2 separate regions of the Homo sapiens genome follow, and region 2 is linked to region 1. Evidence: chromatin contacts called from ENCODE Hi-C or POLR2A ChIA-PET data. All regions are on one chromosome and are shown on one strand. The core of a region is the stretch at or near the end of the contact, and the rest is flanking DNA. Distances in the headings are between cores, read along the strand shown.

Region 1 (3,431 bases), core at 277-2,776:
TCTCTTTGTCTCTATGTCCATGTCTCTTTCTCTGTCTCTTTCAGAGCATCTCTGTCTTTCCATGTGTCTCTGTCTTTCCTTCCCATGTCTAAGCTGCCTTCATTTCTCCTCTCGTCCCCACTCCGTTTCCTAAGACCACCTCCCTCTAACTTCCTTCTCTAGGGCTTTTAGCATCAGTCTTCTCCCAATCCATCCACAGCTTCCCTCCCTCCATCCCACTTACCTGACAGCCATCACTGACTACCCCTTTCTCCCTTCTCTCCCCTAGTCCTGCCCCAACCCAATCCTCCTTCCCAGCCCCCCGGCCCACCCTGCCCCACCCCACAGATCTGCAGCCCCATCCCCCACCTCCATCCCTGGGCCCATCAGCCTTTATCCGCCATCTTTCTCCCCAGCCCTCCTATTCTCCCTCCACTGGCCTCTCCCGCCCTCTTCATCCCACCTACCCCCACCCACCCCCTCCTCTCCTGATTCCCCCTCCCTTCAGCCCCGCCCCAGACACACAGGGAGGAATCCAGGGCTGCAGCAAGGGTCAGGTGGTCAGCCAGGGAGGGAGGCGGCATCTGCTGGAGAGACTCACAGACAGACAAGGACACACGGACACAGAGGCAAGGACACAGCCAGGCATGCACGCTCCCCACTACACAGTTGCACACGCACACCCTCAGCTGTGCACTCAGTCTCCCCACCGTGGCTCTCCTGTTCCTCTCCTCCTCCCAGCCTCCCATGCCTGCTCCCCTACATGAGGGGCTGCACACACACACACTGCAGCCCCAGGCTGCGACACTGCGGAGCCTGCACACACACACACACACACACACACACACACACACACACACACACACACTGCGGAGTCCCCCCATCCAGGCCTGGAAGGAGAAAGAGAGGTCATCTGGTGTCCATCCCACAACGTGGACCTATCCGCACCCTGCCAGGGAAGCAGGGGGGCCTCAATAACCCCAGACGCACTAACACGAGCTCTCACAGACACACCCAGACGCGATCGCAGACTTTCAGACACCACGGGGCCCACACACTCGCTGCCAGGGCCTGACAGAGCCAGCAGCTCTCATACGCACATGCAACTGTGCACATGCAACCGCACAAGGTCAGGCGGAGATGCTGAGGGCTGGCCCACAACCTCGCGGATCTCCGCACACAAAGCCATGCCAACGTGCGCCACAGACCCCCCGCCGCCCCCTGCGGCCCCACGACCACATGGATTGGCTGGGTCAGCCGGCTCCCCGGGTCTCGCAGGCCTGGCCCCGGAGCGCAGGGGTCCCGGTGCCCCCGCCCCCCGCGCACACCCAATGTCACCGGCCCCACAATGTCACACGGAAGCGGCGCCCAGCCGGCTCAGCACCTACCCCCATCTTGGCGGCTCCGCGGCGAGAGAGCCAGGCGGGCGGGGCGGGGACCTCGGGGCGGGCTCAGGCTCAGGCTTGGGCTGGGAGCCTCTGCAGCGCCCGCGCCTCGGTAGGTGCGCGCGTCCGTCCGTCCGTCCGTTGGTCCCACCGCACAGAGGCTGCGGCGGCCGCCGCCTCCGCCTCCTCATATGCCCGCGTCCGCGGGAGGGGGGCGGCGCTGGCCAATCAGGGGCGCCGCCGTGCTGACGGACGGCCCGCGGCCCCGCCCCTGGTACTGCAGCTGTCCTCCCCTTGGGCTCCGCAAAGTGGCGGCGCGGCCGCGAAGGGGGAGCGCTGCGGGGGTGGGGGGATTCCCAGAGACCTCCGCAATAGGGGACTTGGAGACCCCCTCAATATGGAGTAGGGCCTCCAAGAAGGGGCGCTCAGGGAAAGAAAACCCCGGAAATCCTCTCATTGTGGGGGTGTGCCATCACCGAGAAGGGTACGCTGGGGGAGGGGGGGCGGGTAGTGACACGGGGTGGGAGGGAAGCCCGGTGAATCACTGCAGTGTGGCACCAGGGACCCTGGAGACGGCGGGGGGTAGTGCTGTTCAGGGAGAGGGCCCTGCAGGAGGGGAAGTTGGAAGGGAACACAAGAGAGCAAGAAAGGCCTTGCAATTGAGGAGGGGTGCTGGCGGGAGGAGCCCTGAGATTCCCTCACTGTGGGTGCCCCCCCACTACGCCTGAGCTATCCAATGAGCCACAACCACACAGGGTACACGGGAGACACAACACGGTGGAGGATGGCCCCAGGAGGCCCAGAAAATGCCCAGCGTCACAGTTACACAGGACCATCACACTGATAGCCCAGATGCTGGGGACACGCACACACCACAGGGTTGCACTCATATTCCACCATAGGCCAGCATGTACCCTCACACACACAACACCACCCCACCACACACAGAGTCTCAAACATAGAGTGAAACACACATAGGGCACACACCTTACACACCCATCACACCACAAGAGACTCATAATCACAGCCACAAAGTGCTGTGCGGACTAACACCGACACTCAGAAAATCGCAGACTCACACATCACACACTCTACCACACCTGACCTCCCACCATCTCACATAGAAACCCACATCGTGCAACCCATAAACCAACACACACCTGCACTCAGCACCATCACACACGCACAGGCCTCACACTGCCTCCAGACACACTACATCAGCCTTTGTGGACATCGTTGCATGATCCCACGATGTCGCACACATCCTCACACACACTGCTCCCCAGTGTGTTTGGGCATGAGCAACGGCCCACAGTGCAAAGTTGCCAATGCTAACTGTGAATGACAGACAAAAAGGTGCACACACTTACACATAGCACAATAATTCAAACACAAGTCACGCGACACCCACACACCTCCCACACATACACACATCACGTTATTGCAGCACTATCGCAGACATCTTTGTTGCACCTCCAAACACACCCCAACGCCCTCACCCACATGACACACAGAGCTCGTCACAGTATATGTACACACACAGATGCACAGCCGGCACCCACACCCCAGGCCTGCTGCCGACACACAACACCCCATCAGCCACCCCACTGGAGCCCAAGAAGTTGAGGCCTCCCCACTCACTCCAACACCACTTTGTTCTATGAGGAACACCCCAGACTCTCCCTGGGGATGGTAGAAGGGGAAGAGAGAGAGAGAGAGACAGAGAGCATTTGACCTTGTAGTTTTCTCAGAATGTGGGTATCCTCTCCACCTATGGGATAGGAGATGTGGGGGACGCAGGCAAGGGACAGGGAGTGAGCTTGGTGTATGAGGGTGGGTGGGTGAAGGTCGAGGACCTGGTGCAGGGAAATGTGTGAAAGGCTGAAGGCCAGAGAGAGGCACAGAAACACAGAGATTCAGAGCCACAGCATATGGACAGAGACAAGGCCAGAGAGTGAATGGAGGCTTTCCCCAGTGCCCAGAGCCCCATCCCAATCCTGTCCTCTGACCCGTCCCCATCTTTCTCGCTGTCCTTTGTTGCCATGGTAACAGGGAGCTGCTTCTGCA
Region 2 (3,192 bases), core at 48-2,547, 140 kb after region 1:
ATAGATACATGTTGGTGGAGGACACACGGGTGCCCGCACACAATGGCGCATATAGGACAGCACACACCACCAAACCAAGACTCATGCCCATGGTCATGCCTACACAGCCACAAATGAAACAGGCATGAAGGGCTGAGTGCTTGCCATGTTCCAGGCACTGTGCTAAGCATGCTACATGTATTACCTCATTTAAGACTCCCATCAACACTGCTGAGTGATAGCCATCACCATACAGACATATACACATTCTACTAAATGAGCCAACAGCTATAAATCACCTTGTACAGTGCCTGGTGCACAATGTTCACTCAGCCAACTGACATTTGGTGGAGAAGGCATTTAATAAGCACACAAACAAACACATAATGAAATTCCCAGCAGTGATACGTGCCGTGAAGAAAAGATAAAGCAGGGTGAGGGGACTGAGAGTGACAGGATCAGTGCCAGTTTAGATGGGGAGGTCAGGGAAGGCTGCCCTGAGGAGGTGACATCTGAGGTGAATGAAGTGAAGAAGGGAGCCAGGCAATCATCACCCCACAATGCCACACACAACAGCCCCCTACACTCACAAGCACACAGCAGTCCCACTCAGAGCACTCAGAACTACTGCACACACACATGCACACGCACACCTGTACCAGATGTGCACACACACACTCAAAAGGGAATGACATCCCCCAAGTCCAGCAACTTGGCATTCCAATCCCTTTGCAGCCCTTATCCAAGGATTGCCCATGTCACCCACCCCACTGGTTCTCCACATGAGGGCCCGCTACCAACACCCAGCTCCCTCCCTCCCGTCCCCAGACCCTTCGGAACAGGGCAACAGAGAAGAGAAGATGTTGGAAGTTCCGGTGCCTGATGTGGAAAGAGAGGGCAAAGAGGAGCTGTGGGGGTTAGCGGGGACCCGGCATGGGAGAGAGGGAGTTGCTAGAGTACAGAGGAGAAGGACAATGGAGACAGCTGAGGAGGAGGGGCAGGCAGGGCCCGCAGAGCAAACCTAAATGTGCTGCCTGTCCTCTGAGCAGTGGCACAGGCACCAGCCCCCTTACCTGGAGCCCCCATGCTGGAGTGAACCATGCTGCCCGCCCCGCCAGGGCTGGGGGAACAACTGTGTCATCTCCCCACCCTCTCTGGGGGCCGAGCCCTCCCTGCCGGAAGTCACTCAGGGAGGAAACCACAGGGCCGGTCCGCCCCCTTCAGAAGGGAAAATACCCTGGCCCACAGACCCGCCCCGGCAGCCCGGCCCACCCCAAATCATGTGTGTGTGCTGGGGGGTGGGGGCTAGTGGGGCAGAGGATAAGCAGGCTGGAAGAGCCGACTCCTACGGCTGCGATCCAAGAGGTGCCTGCAACAGTTGCCCCCCGACTTCTGTCGCCCCCATGGAGGCAAACAAGTCTGGAACAGGGAATGGGGGTCTGGGAGAGAAGGTGGGTCCACAGCAGTAACAACAATAAAACACTAGCCAGCAGCTTATTGGAGAGAGGGCTTTGCCGATGCCTGACCCTGTGCCTCACTCTTGACAGGTGCCATCTCCAATGTGGTGGTCACTCTTATTTGCCCCATTTTACAGATGAAAAGACTGAGGATCAGAGAGGTGAGCAGTAGCTTTCCCAAAGGCCCAGAGCCAAGAAGCGTTGAAGCTTAAAAGCACGCCGCGGCAGGGAAGATCAAGCAAGCCCTGCGCCTATCTGCAGGTGAGCTGTTGGGTGCCACCATTGGGAGGAAGTGGTGCCCGTGGGCAGTGGTAGTGGGGACGGTGGGTCGGGGACTTGGCCTGGGGCTACAATAAGTCGCCGGCCAAATGCGGGCGCCCGAGGCGGCTCCAGTGGAGGGGAGCACCAGGTCCCCGGGCTGCCGGCTGGCTCTTCGCGCTGCGGCGCTCCCATTTCAGCGCTTCCCTCCGTGCCCGCCAGAGGGCGGCAGCGCCCAGCCAATGGGCCGGAGGGCGGGGCCGGCTGCGGAGAAGGGAGCCCCTCCCTCCGCTCCCCTCCCCAACACCCTCCCAACACCTCCGCTCGCACACCTGCGAGGGTCACACAAAGGCGCAGGACTCCCGGCGCACCGCAGCTCAGACAAAGGCGCGCCCGAGTCCGCTGCCCTCTTCCTCTTGGTGCCCGAGGTCTGAGGCTGTGGGGCTGCCTGGCGTCTCCAGACACCCCACATGCCCGCCTGGGCCCCGCAGGACATCCTGCGCCCCGTGGCTGGGGGGCCCCCTAAACCACAGGTGCATGCACAGACGCCTGGACTCACCCTCACACACACAAGTATTTCTACAGATGAACCCCAGCACTTCACACACACACACGTGTGCACACACACGTGCATGAACACATCTATGTGCACAGGCCCCAACACCAGCCCTCCCTGCTGACGATGGTCACTCCCATATACTGATACCTCCTCTACTCCCTCACATGGACCCATGGGCACAAGGGCACTTCTACACATATGTGCCCAAGCATACTTCCTGGCCACTCGCACCCACTCACACACAGGCACACTCAGAAAGGGTATACTACAGGCACAACTACAGGAGTGCCCTCCCCTGACTGCACACGTGCCCTGTGCACCCAGACACACCCAGGCAAGCAGGTGGGCACAACAGGAAGGACTGGCAGTTCTCATATATGCACACGAGAGGTGACCGTTTCCCGGCATCTACACTCCACAACATCCCGTATCGTAAAGGCCATTTCACAGAGGAGATCCACAGACCACACAGCAACTGGCCACAGGATTTCTATACATGAGGGTCTTCCCGACAGCAGCCTGGTAGCAGTGGACACTGGAGCCTTGTCTCAAAGCGACATTTACGCAGTAAGCTTTGTTTTCAGTTAGGATTTGTTTTGGGGGGCTTGGAAATGGGGCTATAGGACATTATGGGGGGGGGCAAAACCTCACCAGCCACCCTTATGCTCCACCCTGGACAGACTCAACATCATCCACGTCAGGAACACGCTTTTGGATGTGACCCCATTCCAGCCCCCTAGAGCCAGCAGAGAAGGACCACCCACTTCCAGTGCGGCCAGGTCTGCAGTTCAGTCCTGGAGCCGGGGAAGGCTGTATACGCTCCCTGAGAGATGAAACAACCCCACACCTCTCGCCTCCCATGCTGGCTCCATTCTCAGTGCCTCAGACCAGAGCTGGGCCTGGTGAGGGGATCTTGAAGGAGGATGGGCCTGCCTGAGA

Evidence for each region. A loop is a pair of places that touch in the nucleus more often than their neighbours do. ChIA-PET counts read pairs that join two places held with the same protein, here RNA polymerase II (POLR2A). Pooled maps may share reads with other maps.
Region 2: a loop to region 1 is called in a pooled map, with 2.2 times the contacts of the local background. The contact joins the promoter of LNROP here to the promoter of ATP1A3 in region 1. A Hi-C loop is called at or near these places in 1 of 50 pooled maps. POLR2A ChIA-PET finds 5 or more read pairs at or near these places in 2 of 52 experiments (CD8-positive, alpha-beta memory T cell and H1).

The regions. Positions count from the first base shown.
Region 1 is chr19:41,992,704-41,996,134 of GRCh38, forward strand. ATP1A3 (ATPase Na+/K+ transporting subunit alpha 3) reads right to left here and starts at 1,527. Exons shown (of 23, transcript NM_152296.5): 1 at 1,368-1,527. The coding sequence starts at 1,373. RefSeq lists a silencer at 1,261-1,700.
Region 2 is chr19:42,131,332-42,134,523 of GRCh38, forward strand. It overlaps LNROP (long non-coding regulator of POU2F2), which reads left to right and starts at 1,298. Exons shown (of 3, transcript NR_038332.1): 1 at 1,298-1,430; 2 at 1,574-1,697. It overlaps POU2F2 (POU class 2 homeobox 2), which reads right to left and starts at 1,115. Exons shown (of 15, transcript NM_001394376.1): 1 at 1,053-1,115. The coding sequence starts at 1,080. It overlaps MIR4323 (microRNA 4323), which reads right to left and starts at 2,182; the gene lies at 2,114-2,182. RefSeq lists a silencer at 1,797-2,056 and an enhancer at 2,337-2,386.